Regions from separate parts of the Homo sapiens genome. Here region 1 is linked to region 2. A link is a contact called in ENCODE Hi-C or POLR2A ChIA-PET data. All regions are on one chromosome and are shown on one strand. The core of a region is the stretch at or near the end of the contact, and the rest is flanking DNA. Distances in the headings are between cores, read along the strand shown. Region 1 overlaps BALR6 (B-cell acute lymphoblastic leukemia associated long RNA 6). Region 2 holds the start of SATB1-AS1 (SATB1 antisense RNA 1).

Evidence for each region. A loop is a pair of places that touch in the nucleus more often than their neighbours do. ChIA-PET counts read pairs that join two places held with the same protein, here RNA polymerase II (POLR2A). Pooled maps may share reads with other maps.
Region 1: a loop to region 2 is called in a map of B cell, with 7 times the contacts of the local background. The contact joins the enhancer-like site here to the promoter of SATB1-AS1 in region 2. A Hi-C loop is called at or near these places in 1 of 168 maps with a recorded cell type or tissue (B cell) and 4 of 50 pooled maps. POLR2A ChIA-PET finds 5 or more read pairs at or near these places in 2 of 52 experiments (OCI-LY7 and SK-N-SH).

Annotation. Positions count from the first base shown.
Region 1 is chr3:18,124,756-18,131,571 of GRCh38, forward strand. All of the region lies in intron 4 of BALR6 (B-cell acute lymphoblastic leukemia associated long RNA 6), which reads left to right. Among named protein-coding and RNA genes, the nearest start is that of BALR6, 170 kb to the left of the region's middle. RefSeq lists an enhancer at 3,115-3,990. Within about 2 kb of position 2,901, at least 3 of the 41 ENCODE cell types and tissues checked have a DNase peak (open chromatin) inside an H3K27ac peak, as active enhancers do; they include B cell and OCI-LY7, where a contact is called at or near this core.
Region 2 is chr3:18,441,479-18,449,383 of GRCh38, forward strand. It overlaps SATB1-AS1 (SATB1 antisense RNA 1), which reads left to right and starts at 3,759. Exons shown (of 7, transcript NR_125803.1): 1 at 3,759-3,964. It also overlaps a transcript of SATB1 not described here. RefSeq lists a silencer at 3,665-3,884.

The sequences.
Region 1 (6,816 bases), core at 1,651-4,150, 320 kb before region 2:
TTTTTGCTCCTAACTTGGTGATAATGGAGCTTCCATTAGGAACTTAGCCAGGGTCCCTGAGTGGTTATGATAAACAGAGCTCCAGGTGATGCATGCTGGATATGTCGTATACATAAGAAATTTGTGTTAAGCCACGGAGATTTTGGGGTTATTTGTTATCACTGCATGACTTAGACTATTCTGACCACCAGGTCAGGGGAAACAGGGGCCTGAAATAATAGCATGGCAGCAAAAAGGGAGAGGAGTGACAAGTTCAAGAGATGTTAAGGTGGTAGAAGAGACAGAGTTTAGTAAAAGACTAAATATGGGGGAGAGAGAGAGGAGAGCCTAAGATGACCATATTTCTGATCAGTAGGACCATGCCTATCTGTTCATGCACATTACTTTTTTCTTCCCCATTGAATCTAAGCTTTTTGAGAAAACCTTTTATAACTCTTGTGTACTATTTTTTATACTCATTCTCCACTCTTTGTCTCCCCCTCCAACTCTTAGACAGAATTAATTACACTCTTATCTGTTTCAATTGCTTTTGATGCACAACTTGACTATAGCATATCTTACAAGTCAAAGATATTGACAGTATTTCTGATGATGGTGACCATTTCTCCAGGATTTCTAAAAGCAGTGACCTTCTATAAACATTGATTAACAATTTTTTAATTGTCTTTTTAACATTTCACTCCTCACGGTTATTTCTGTTAGCCCTGCAGAAAAAAATAAGTGGAACTACAAATAGAACTATTATCTTCTCTCTTTAAAACGTTTTTAAAAACAATTTTGATCAAATTTTTGCTCAAACCATTGCATAGAAGGGGAATTTAGGATTATTTATAAATGTAACTTGCCCATGATGTCCCTCTCTCATTATCATGTGTAACGAAAAGTTGGCAGGATTTACTTTCTTTCTTAGAAAATTGAGCATCCAAAGGAAGAATAAAATTCTGCAAGAGGAATTCATTTAAAACACTTTTAAGTGAAAAAAATGCTAACAAAGATATAGTGTAGAATCCAATTCACGATTTTAAAAAGCACATGGCTCTTTCAGGCAATGTCAAAGCTCTTTCTGTAGCATATTTTTAAGAATCACAGAGGAAAGATTCGTGATTCTCAAATATGGGCTTTGATGTCTCCTTTCCATTCAGCCCTTGAGCTATTATTAAGAGTGTTTCCCAGAGGACCACTGAGGAGGTGGGCCAGTGGAAACCAACACCCCACCTCCACCTTTGCCTCATTGGAGCTATTGGGTCTCTTCTAATTTAGGATTGGAGCTGAGGAAAAGTGGAAATTATTTCTTACATTTAAGGGCTCAGCTTACCGCTGAAATTGCTTTTCATTTAATTCAAGCAGCAACTGATAGCACAGAACACTTAAACAAAATTAAACAGAAATCTTTCACATTTTGAGAGGCACTTATGTGTGCTTTGTGTGTTTTCTTTCCTCCCCTTCTTCTCCCTCTTTCCCTCCCTCCTTCCCTCCCTTCATTCCTTCCTTCCTCCCCTCCTTCCTTCCTTGTTTCCTTTTTCCCCTCTTGCCACTTAAATAGAATTTTCCCAGAGAAAAAAAGCAGAATAGCTTTCATAGATTTCCTGTATTTCCTTTGGCACTTGGAGTTATGGGAGAGAGGGTGATTGATATTACCGAGGGTTGGAGCTCAGCTTCCCCCTCTGTTTACTGCTGTTCCTTCTCGCACCTTAAACTACCTCCTATGTATTTTAGACAGGTCAAGTCATTAACAAACATTAGTAGAATTCTGGATAGAAGTAATTGTATTTAACTTGTAAAATTTATACCTTTGTATGTTGTATGTCTGTGGGTCTGAGCAATCACACACATCTTTAAAAAGAGAGAGAGCTAGAGAGAAATAAAATCATCACACCATAATGGGAAACAAAATTTCTGAGCAGAATGGACTGTCAGATCAAACTCCTCCTAAAGCAAACAATAATTGCCTTAATTTTTGTGGATAGTACAGTTGGCTAAAATAAGCTAACCAGATTTGTGAACTGAACATCATCGAAGATTTTTGTGATGCAGGCAGCAGGGTTGTTGAAGTATTGCCAGTGAGTAGAAGTGGTTTTGTGGCCACTGGGCCCCTTGCCCACCTTTCTGGGGCCTAATGGTGCAGATGTGAGGCATGAAGGAGTCCGGGCCATTGGAACGGCAACAGGGTGGAGGGGAAACAGACCAGGAGAGCTGGAGCATCTCACTGCCCAGATTGTTTGCAGCAGACAGCAAGAAAGTCCATTAAAAAGATGGTACTGGCCTGATATATCTGGGGCATCTAGTTGCCTTAGGCTAAAAGTACTCTCAACGTATTTTACTGCTTCTCCAAAGCAAACAATTGTTTAATTAGTAAAAATAAAAAAGCTACTTAGAGGAGGAAAGATTGAGGGACGTATTTTCGACTTAAGTAATACTGAATTAAAAATGGTCTCTCTCATCCTGTCTGCTGACATTCATTTTTTAGCAGAAAAGTGAAGACACATTGTAGGATGCCCAGAATTGCTGAATCCATCCTTCAGAATTGCATTCACAGTCAGCCTCTTAGAGAAAGCCGTGTTGGAGCTCTAGCTCTTCACCAACGAAGGCAAATGTAGAGCTACAGCAGGACCTACTGGCTGCCTTCTGAAAGGCCTGAAACAGGTAGTGCTTTTCTTAGGCACAACCTGGGGGCTTGTGTGGTGCTGATGCCAGTGGAAGGAGGGCAAGAGGGGTCCTAAGAAAGAGGAATGTAACTGGGAAAAGAAGAGTGAGAACTACTGAGGGATAAATAATTTAGAACCTTTCCAAAGGAAGCAGTAAATAACAACTTCTTAATGTTTTCTATGGAAGAAAAAAGAGCAACACTTAACATCTGTACATATCGGGTTTTTTTTTTTTGAAAGAGAAAGCTTTACAAAGAGTAATCATTGAAATGGAAAAAGCAGAAGTGGTTTGCCTAGTGAACTGGGGAATGGCAGAGGGCTAGGGTCTGTACTCACCAGGGTGTGTGTGTGTGTGTGTGTGTTTGTGTGTGTGTGTGTGTGTGTGTGTGTGAATCTTGATGTGCATTGAAAAATATAATAGAAATTGGTAATGGTTTCCTCCATCTTACTTTCTGACATAGTTCCTGGGGGCTGGGGAGCATATCCCCTCTTCATGAACATCAGGAAAAAAAATAGAGGAAACAAAATATAGGGCAGCAGACTTTGCTTATCAAACAACTAGCTTCCCTCTTTTGAAGTACAAACTGAAGCCCATGAACTTGGGCCAGTACTGGCGTATGGCCTTCCCTTTTAGTATTTTGTGTGTGTGTGTGTGTGTGTGTGTGGCATGCGTGTGTGTCATTTACAAATGCAAAGATAACAGCAAGTTCTTAGTTGGCACCAAATGGGGGACCGTTAAGTATGAGAAATGATGTCGATTTATCATTATATTATGCCTCTGACAGCGAAACACACCTGTACTTTTTATGTAATTTATTGACTGGTTATAGATGCTGTGCGAGAGAGGAAAAAATTAGCGCAGCTTTAATTACTCATGCTGCTGGTTAAAATATTAATGGGGCACAGAGTGTTGCATGCTCATTTCTGTTGATTTTTAATTAGCAGTAATTCATTTTGCACAAAGCATGTTGATGCCTTTGCCGGAGACATTAGCGAAGAAGCTGAATAAAGATGTTTTTGAGAGAGCTACTGTGCATACAGAATAAAGAGTGCCTGCTTCCTGTCTTGTCTGATAAAAGTTGGGCAAAGTGGGAGACAGATGATGAAACCAAACAATACCAAAGAATCACGGTATATAGTTTAAGTCTCAGGCCTGATCCAATTTGGAGTTTTCCTAAAACCTTCATTTTTGCACACTTTTTGCCCCAGAGGCCGTTATGTGGGTTATTTTGTTTGATTCCAGAAGACTGAAACAAAATCTGAAACACAGACTTCCTTTACCCCTTTTTTCAGTGAATGTCATGATGATATTTTGCTTAATGGAGAAAAATAGGCTGGCATGTGGGTTTTGTATGTGATCTCCTTGACAGGGCTGTAGGGGTTGGGTGAGTTGTTGACCCCTGAGGAGGAAGAGGACAGAGCATTTCAGGTAACTTCTTTTACCTGATAGATACAGGGAAGCCATGGATTTTCTATAATGTGGTGGATAGCTTTCCTTCATGTATCACATTCTAAAATTATTGTTGTGTATAAAGAGACTTCTAACCATGAGCCTCATTCTGTGAAGAATATAGTGAGGTCATTTTTGGCATAGGGAAAGTGGGAGACAAAAATTCAGCTGAGGACATAGTAAAACATGTTTTCTGGATTCTGCACACATTCAGAAATTGTTTCCTTGTCATTTTCCCCTCTTCCTCAGCCTCTCGCTTTGGTTCCAAAGCGGTCCCAGGGTAAATGCCCAAATAAATTCCCTCAGATTCCACTTGCTTTCAGCACCCCACCCGAGTGCATTTTCTGAGGCTTCCAGCCTGCAGAGTCTCAGTCAGCAACATCCTGTTCTAGGATCAGAAGCATGGATTTAGAAGGAAGCAGTGAGGTGATCTAATCCAACCTTCCTTCCAAGCTGGAGTCCCCTTTACAACATCTCCAATAAGCAACATTGATACCCACTTTCACCAGCTACTCCTGTTGAACATGGATGGGGAGAGTTCAGGGGAAAGTGAAAATAAGACACTGTCTCCCCCATATCTTTCAGCTTTAAAGAAATATTTACGGGCAATCCCATTCTTCAGCAGTACCGATTTTCTTCCTGGAACATACCAGGGATGCCAGGAGGAAAGGTGAACTTGGCCTCTTGGATCATTTGTCTTCACTGTACTATTGATCTTCACTAGGCTACTGGGTTTTCTATCACTCCTTTTAAAAAGTTCTTTTTGGCTTCTATATTTCTATTTTTCAGACTTCTATCCAACATCCTCAATCCAATAGGGTGGAAATTTAGGGCACTTTTATCACAACCCTTCTTGAATAAAGCTTTTGAAATGGTAACCTTTTCAGACAGCGTGGTAGAAAAAAGTTAATCTATCTAGAAGCCATATAAAAAGAAAACCAGAAAGGTGTTGGACATTTGGAAGATGACAAAAATATCCTTACTTTTGTAGAATACTCACAGAAATGAATGTCAGAAATTTCACAATTTAAGAAGCTCTTGCAAGGTGTGGCAGAAAGGAGTAAAGGAAAGTGAAAACAGAGTTCCGTGCACCTAGTTTACTAGAAATGGAAGTTTGGGAAGCTTTTGGTCACCTGCTACATAGACACACAACTGAGTCAGTTCTTCCCGTGGAGCGGGAGCTCTCTGAAGGCCAAGCCTGGGTCTTCATGTTAATTTCTGTTGACCATGAAACTCTTTATGCACGGGCATCATTTGTAACTTTGCAGAACACTTCTCGGAGCAGACAGGGACCTGAAGCTAACTGAGTTCTTTTTTTCTTGCTTTTTTCTTTTCTTTTTTTTTTGTCACTTAATCAGTGCTTAATAAGTTCTTGTACAATAAGATTAAATATTTTTAAAATACAGAAAACTATAGAGAAACACAAGTTAAATATCAATGTATTATCACGTAGAACTAACATATTCCAGTATTCTTTTTTTTGCTTCAATCTTTTTCATTTTTCATGAAAGAATGAAGACAATCCAGATTCAGTTAAGTCTTTCTAAAATATATTCTGACATTGTTATCTTCTTTCTCAATCTCAAAGGCAGCCACAATCATGGGTGCTATGTTTATTATTCACATACATTTGTTATATTTAAATTAGACATGTATATATTTTTCTCATATATAGTATTTTACATATGCATGAAACTGCAATTTGTATTTTTCACTCCACATTATGCTTTTCAGAGATTTAGCCATATTCATACACATAATGTAAATTATTTTAATTGCCATATAGTACTTCATTATATACAAACACAGCAACTTAATTCGCTCACACTTTAATGATGGACATTTTAGATTTCTTTTTTTTTCTTTTTAGAAACAATGATGTGATGAACTTTTTGTTCTGTACATGTGCAATACAGTTTTTAAAAAGAATTTATAGCCAGAAGTGGAATTGCTGGATTGTGCTAGTCATTGCTAGACTACTCTCCAAAGTGGCTCAATAGATTTATATGCCCATTGGTAGTTTATGATAGTTTGTACTTTTCCACAATCTGCTCAACACCTGATAATGTCAGACTTAAAAATTTTGCCAACAGATAGATAAAGTGGACAAATCATTTAGTGAGATTGAATATCTTCTCCTATGTTTTGTGAATCATTTAGATTTCTTATCGTGTGAATTTCCTATTAATATTCTCTGCACATTTTTTCACTGGGAGTACTTGGCTTTTTCTGATTGATTTGGAAGAATTCTTTGTATATTTTGAATACTGATCCTTTTCCATATATTTAGATTCCGTGTGTGTGTGTGTGTTTATATATGTGTGTGTGACAGTCTATGGCTTTTCTTTTGTTAGTTTTGTATGTGGTAATTTTACTGAACAGAATTTAGAATTTTCATGCAGCCAAATATATGAATCTTTTCCTTTATGATTTTATAAATTTTGCATTTTGTTTAGGAGATAATGTCCTAACATAACATTCTAACTAAATTCTCCCATATTTCCTTCTAAATGTTGATGTTTTATTTTCCATCCTTAAGTTTTTATTCTATTTATAATTTGTTGTTTATCTCTTTCAATATATATATGCACATGGAGCTATTTACTCCAAGGTATACTCCAGTAACTGGATGAGTCTGTCAGAATGGAATCTGATGCATATTAAAGGCTGCATTTAAAACCAGAGTCACCTCTAACCCTTAGACAGGACCAATTGAGAGTT
Region 2 (7,905 bases), core at 2,509-5,008:
TAGTCATATGCATTTATTTTAAATACTTCATCAATTCCAAGTGCTAATATATTAATTACAGCCATCCAAGACAATATGTATGGAAGAAACTATGTGTGTAAAGGGCATATCTATGTATAGCCCTTTTGGAAATTTACAGAACAGATGAAAACCCACTAGAGTGCTTTATAGAGTCCCTGCTGTATATCCATGTTGTGTTTAGCTTAACAGTGTTTGTAACCAAAATATTTTTACAATAATGAGGAACAGGTGCCTGTCACCTGACCTTTTAGGCCTAATTTACAATCCACAACCTGTCATATGAAAAAGAACTAAAAATTCTCCTCCAGATATTTTAGTCTTTACTAAGTTAATGTAGTATTTCTTTACCATCACTCAGCATATCATGTCTTATTTAATCACAGGTTCATATAGCTGGCAACAGATTTCTTTGCAGAAATAAACCAATATTCATTTTGTTGTCGTTCTTAAGATGCTGGGAGACAAAAGAACTACTTTTGTAGATTATCAACCAAAGAATATATTAATTTCTTACAAATCTGAACAAAAAACATTCCTTTTGAATACTTTTACATACAAAGAACTATTATTTATTACATATTTCAGCTTGTGGGAAAGTGAGGAATGCATTGATTCTGGAAATAACTATTCAGACTTTTGGAAGTTATTTAGGTCTTCTTTCTCTATCTTCCCCCCGCCCCCCATCCTGCCCTCCCACCAAATTTTAAGGAGGTAGTACTTTAGGAGGGAAATCCCTATTCGTTATTTTTTCATATATTATTTATATTCATTATTCAGAAATAAATACAAAATTGAATTGTAATTTTATTTCTCTTGTATAATGTTAGATGTAGCATTATCCAAATTTGACAATGCCTTGTATTTTATAGCTACTGTTTAAATATTATGTATTACCTATGACTGAACAACTCTACATTTAAAATATTGTTTTCATTAGAAAAAACTATGAAGTAGTAAGTGTCAAATGAAGATGAAGAATAAACATATTTGGTATATTTATAAAATGCATAGTCATTTAAAACGTGTACAAATAGAATACATAGTTTGCTACTGTTACATTTTATATAGTATACACATTGTCTACAGTGTATTTAATAATGTGCTTAACCAAGTTAATTAAAGTATTTATGTCTGATGATTGTGTAATAAACACTTGGAGAGGTAGTGAAAGATACAGCCAGTTACTTCTGCTAACTAAAGTTGAAATTATGCACTTATTATAACCTTTTCTAACAATGTGAGAAAAACAGAGTAAATATATTAAATTTGTTTCACAACAGATGCTTAGGTTGTTAATATTTAAGATGCCTATTCATGCTATTCCTGTCTGCACATTTGTCAAAAATGTAAGCTTGAATGCTAATGTTTGCCAGCAGACTGGAGCAGCCAGTATATGAATGTACTACTGTTCTAAGAAAATAATATGCAATAGAAATAGAGGACTACTGCTAAATCATAGCAGTAGTACCATACAGGAGATGAGAGGTTTTTAGAGCAAACACCTCAACCTTGGTTTTCTTCAGACTTAAAGTATGGGTTTTTGTTTTTGATTTTTGCAGCTACATTTGACCACAGAATAAATCTCACATTCCTGACATCTCAGAAAAATCCACTTTGGATAGAGTGTAAATTTCAACTAAGTTTCAACGGGATGAGTTACTCTGTCAGCAGTACAAACACCGTAAATTTCAGATTGCTTAGGACAAAACCTGACACCGAGCGGTAACATTTTACTCATTCTTACCCTACCCGCCACCCCCTTGAGAAAGTCAGGTCCCCTGGCCTCCAAGGATGCAAACATGGAAACCCAGTCAGTCAGAGCAGTAAGGTTCTCTCTGGGGAATAGGGCATCCTTCTGTTTTCCCTGTCTCTTTTATAACCATGTGGAGTCCAAGTCTTAGAACATTTGCTTGTAAGTCCGGAATGCCACTGAGAAAGTTCGCCAAGGAAGGGCGCAGAGGTCAAAGTTGCCAACCAGGACACTTTGAGAGAGGACCCTGTGGTTGACATTTGTTAGTGAAATTTGCAACACCTCAGTGGAGGCCAAGGCCAAAACTTTCAAGGAGATCCCTATGCCCCTTTCCCCTGTTGGTCTTCTGAGGTCATCCCAAGAGGAAACTGCGTTTCCCCAGTAAGCACGTGGCACTCCCCGGACCTGCCACCTGCCTGCTTCGTCCTTCTCGTCGTGGTTTCCCAAACCCCGGTTCTGCCGGCCCGGGAGCCTTAGCACTGGAGCAATAGGAAAAGGCCACCGCGCTCGGGTCTGGACAGCAGGAGGGAAACACGGTGTGGACTGCGAGGCTGCACCTGTGATGTCCCGGCCCCTGCTAAGAGGACGGCCCTTTCTTCTGCCTCTTGCCCAACTCCAAACCCACATTCACGCCAGCAGCCTCTCCAGGACCGGCCTCGCTACAGCCAGCGAGGGCTCGAAATGAGGAGTGCCGCGGCTTTCAAACTCCGGGCTCCAACTTGAGCGCCCCGGCGCCCGAGTAGCTCCCGGGATGCAGAAGTTGCCACAAACTTCCCAGGCCCCTCTTCGCCGATGCTTACAATCAGCCGCGCAGGCAGGGAGCGGAGGGAGGCGGAGATGGACCGGGAAAGGATGCTGAGCAGACTCGCGATCCGGTGGGGGAACATTACCACTCCCGCAGCCCACTCCTCCAGGCACCTTACTGCCCGCCCGGCTCCAGAACGCACCGAGAGGCTCCCCTTTTCCCCATTTGCTTCCTTCGGTCTTTTCCACTCCCCTTTCCTTTTCTAAAAGGGGCCATACCGGTGACCTGAAGGAGTTTGTTCAGCCAGGGTCTATTGGGCAGGTGTGGTGGTGTGTCCACACCCAGACAGAAAACGAATGGCATCTTCAAATCCCCCATCCCGACCGCTCTCCCCTACTCTACCAGCCCACCCCTCCAAGGTCCGTCTGCGTGAGAAAAGGGGCTCGGAAGACCGTTGAAGCCCTGCGCCCACGAGAGGGGAGCCCAGCCGCCCCAATAGGGGACGAGGAGTGGGTGCTACGGAGAAGTTTGGATTGATTCCGGAAAAAGAGGGACAGAGATAAAACAGCAAGAGTAGCAAGGGGAAAAGGGAGGCAAAAGAGCAGAACTCACTCAGGCATGGACGTTGGGGGCGGCGGTGGCTGTCGAGTGCGGGCCTGAAACCAAGAACGGCTCCCCGGGCGGGCGCGCCGGCGTCGGACTTCCGAGGCGGCGGCTTCTGCCTCTCCTGCCGCCGCCGCCGCCGCCGGAGCTGCGGCTGCCGCGGAAGTTAATTGCAACTTGACTTCAAGTTGTCCTCTTTCCCCATACGAAGTGGGCGTTTAAAGGGGAGAGCGAGGCGAGGAGCGAGCGAGCGAGCGCGCGGGGCCAAGGGAAGGAAGAGAAGGAGGGGGAGGGAGGAGATGTTAACGGGCGGGGGGGGGAGAAGGGGGAGGGGGCGGCGGCGGGGGCGGGAGGGGGAAGGGGCCGGCGGGAGCTGCTCTCGTCTCGTCGGTCGCGGCGCCTGCAGTCTGGAGGCGCACCGGAGCGGCCGGGGCGTCCCCCGCGGGAGCCCGCAGCCACCCGGGACGCGCATCCAGACGTGGCGCTTCGGACCGGGCACGCTGCGCCCGGGGGCTCGGCGGACCCCGCGTAGCCGCCGCTTCGGAGCTTGTGCGGCGCGGGCTGGCCAGCGGGGCGGCCAGGGCCCGGCCCGCCTCCCCAGCGCCCGCCCGGCTTCTCCCCCTGGCGGTGGGAGCCTCGGCGGCCGCTGGCGACACTAGGCGCACTGAAGCCCGAGCCGAGCCGAGCCCGAGCCGCCGCCGCCGCCGCCGCTGCTGCGCACCGCTCCCGGGCTCCCTCCCAGCGCGCCGGCCGGGGTGTGGGGGGCGGCGGGCCGGAGGGGCGAGGGCGGGCCAGGGGGCGCACACGGGGGTTGGCGCGGAAGACAGGACCCTCAGCCTCGAGGGGTAAGTGTGGGCGCTTGGGGGTGCGCTTGGGGTGCGCGGCGCGGTTCTCGTCGCCCGCCAACCCTGCCCCCTCACCTCTCCGGGGGCCCCCAACACGCGCACTCCTCCTCTTGTCGCCTGCGGCTTCCTCTTGTTGCTTGTTGTTTGGCTGGGTTTTGGGGGGTGAGTAGAGGGGGTTACTGTAGTGTGTGTGCAGGCGGAGGAGGAAGTCAGGTGAGAGGCCGCGAAGCACCCCCACCCCAACCCAGCCTGCGTGGGGTGTATGCTTCCCCACTAGGGGCATTTGGGCCATTTTTTTTTTCTCCGTCAATGTTCGGTCGAGACGATGTTTCCTAGAGGGCCTCCTTCACTTACAGTCTGGTCTGTCCATCTCCCTTCATCCCACCCTCGTCCGTCTTAGCCCCTTGTCCAGGAGCCCTGCACCCCAAGTGAGGAGCACGTGGCGGAAGGAGGAGGAGGCCCTCTCTTGAAGACCCCCACGCTGTGACCCAGCCCATTAGTTTAAATATTTATCCTCACATCACCAGCTGTACTTTTCAACCCACTGGAACAAGACGCCTAGGCAAGGTCCAATTTCCCCAAAAAGCTGGGGGCAAAGCGGGAGAGATGAGGGTTTTATTGACATTGGGAGAGAAGGGGCCAAGGAACCTTCCCAAGTGGAGACTGAAACTCAAAAAATCTCTACAAAAAGACTAGGGTGACTGGAGGCTCAGGACTGCAGGCTTAGGAGAAACTGGAGCTCCATCAACTTTATTTCTCTCCCCCTGCCTCTCCTCCCCCCAGCTCTGAGGAAGCTAACAGGTCTTTTGTTTTGTATTGTGTAGCCTTTGGGAAATTTGCATTGAGTATGTCAACAGAAAATTACTACTGTTTACTCAAAGGGATTGCAGAAAGATAAAACATAGTAACATAGTTTTTACTTTTCCTCTTCTTTGTACGCTTGTGTGTATTTGGCAAGAAGTGTAGTTAGGTTCATGGCATGAACTGCAAAACGTCAGGTTGTAACAATAAGGACTGTAGAGCTGCCTAGGTGTATTTTTAGAAGCCGCACTTTCTTGAATTCCTTTCACACAAGGCTTGCTCTCTCATTAAGTCCCCATAAATAATTTTATTTAGAGAGGAGGAAACTATGGAAGCAGGAGGGAGATTGCTAAGATTTCCATCCTGCCAGCGCACAGCACTGTTTGCAGGGAAGTTCCTGGAAAGTGATTGTGGGCTGAGAATTCAGTTTTTCCTAAAAGCTCTGTTAGGTCCTGTTGTGTCAGATGGCTATGAATAAAGCACGCTGGGAAAATCCTGATATCCGTGCAGTCTTATTTTATCTTTTACACAGTGGTTGATTCGACTTTCAAGCCCTGGTGACAAACACATCAACTCTGCTGTATTTTTGTGTGCTTTTTCTAAATAAAGGAGAATACAGCATGTATTCATGCTGCTTTTTTCCCCTCATCCATGGTTATTGAATTCACTGGAAGTTATTCATCTTTTTTCAGTTGATCATCATTTTATGCCGAGACCACAATTCCAAACATATAGGAATTTTTTAAAATTATGAATTAGGGTTCTTTTAGGGAACCAACCCTCCTTTTTAAAGATACAAGTGCCCACCACAACTCCTAGTTTTGTAAAGCAAAGCAAAAAGGTATAAATGATTATAATGAGCAAAACATAGTAAAACGTTTTCCTTCTTGGATCACTTTCTGTCCCCACAGGTCCCAGGAGACATTAAATCCTCCTGCCTTAATTTACCAAAATGCTGCATTTCCTAACCAGTAACAATATCTGTGTCTGAGAAAGACATCAGGTTTGGAATGGAAAAAAATACATTCTCGGTATTTAATTACTGCTTAACAGTAATTTATTGTAGCAGGCAGTTGATTTTCCAATTCTGAAAGCCTGAAATGAAGCTGAACAGAAATTTGAAATTTTTAAAAAAGGTTTTTTTTTCTTTCTTACACTCTTATATACTCATCTGCTTCCCCAAGTTATCAGCCAAGCCCCTATAACTGAAAGTATGATATGCTCCTCTGAGTTGAACCGAGACCATTTTGCCCCTCATTTTTTGAATTTGCTTTTTCCTCCCAATAGTCTTGTATAGAAAGCACATGGGCTCTGTTAGAATACAGAATTATGCAATTCTGGGTGCAGTGCATTAAATGACATAGTTTGATAAACTCTTAAGCCTTACAGCTCAGATGTTAATAAAATATTGTAGTTGGCCACAAATTTCATAGCACAAGGCTAAGATCATTTTTCAGAAGAAAGGGGCATTTAATCTGGATTATTTGGTTAGTTGCTATGGTCTGAATGTTAGTGTTCCCCCAATATTGGGGTTCATGTGTTAGAACCTAATATCAAAAGTGATGGTATTAAGAAGTAGGGCCTTTGGGAAGTGATTAAGTCATGAAGGCTTCAACCCTCATGAGTGACAGGAGTGCCTTTGTAAGACAGGCTGAATCTAGCTACCTTGCCCCTTCCACTGTGTGAGGACACAGCAACAAAAGTGCCATCTGTGAAGCAAGGAGTGAGCCTTCACCAGATACTGAATCTGCTGGTGCTGTAATCTTGGACTCCTCAGCTTCCAGAACTGTGAGCAATAAATTTCTGTTGCTTATAAATTACCCAGTCAAAGATAATTTGTTGTAGCACCTCAAATGAACTAACACAATAATACATTTGTGCTACTAGATTTTTTTAACAAGTCCAAATGTGACTTAAATGACTGAAAGACAAATCTGGAACATATCAAATGGCCAATAATAGTAGCTGGTATCAAAAGCTGCACTGGTTATTTCCTTAAAAGAATAGACAATAAAATATTGCCTACTAAATATTAGAAGAAAGATCAAGGGAAAGGATAAAACAGCATTGGCCTTGAAGGAAGTTATTTGCTGGAAAAAAGACATCAAAATGTGAAAAGACAATGGATCAGTTAGTGGTTTGAATCAAAGAAATACTTGAGGAAGAAAAAATATATATATATATGTACATATTTTTCTCTTAAGACCAGAGGAATCAGAGATCCTAAAGCTCTAGGTTGGAAGGTATTTTTAAAGTTAATTTGTTCTGTCAAATCTTTAGAGGCCATTCAATGCAGATATTTTGGGTGTGAAGGGGAACTTACTACTTACCGCCATTAAGGCAAGGATTTTTACCTATACCGTACTTACCAGAGAATAGAGTTCACTATATATTGTGCAAGTGAATGGATAATTTCAAAAGTATTTCATCTTTATATACTTTATTATGTTTTTACCTTATATATATTTTTTTACCTTATATTGCACAGAATTAGTCTTCCTGAAACTTCCAACCGTTAGTCTTCGTCCTGCCAGTTGCAGCCAAACAGAACAAATTTGTTTATCAGTCAAGATAGGCAATGTGCTGGAGTAACAATTCCAATTTTTTAGTGGCCTGTAACAGCAAACGTTTTCTTGGTTATGGTTTGAATCCATTGCAGTTCAGCTGGTCTGTTCCATGTCTGTCACTCCAGGTCCCTGGCTAATGGAACAGTTGCCATCTTGAATGTTTCATGTTGTTATGGCAAAAATAAAGATCACTCTGGAGGGTTTCATGCAGACATTTAAATGCTATGGCCCAGAAATGCCATACATCATATGGCCTCACAAAGAATTAACCAGGATTAGTTGTGTGGCTCCAAAGAATCATGACAAGAAGGTCGGATAGTGCAGCCTATCTTGTACCCAACAGTAGAGAGCTGTGGTACACAATTCTGCAGACTACTGCTACTGGTAGTAATCCTTGTCCATATGATAACCTGCCAGCTAAACAGTCTCTTCCTGTAGCTTTATGGCCCAAGTCTTCCATTTTTTAGGGCAAACTGCCAGAGTAGCCACCAGCTTAGAGGGAAACATTGTTATCAGGGGAACCCGCCCCCAATATTTCAACATAGATTCTTTATATTTTCCCTAAGTGTCGGC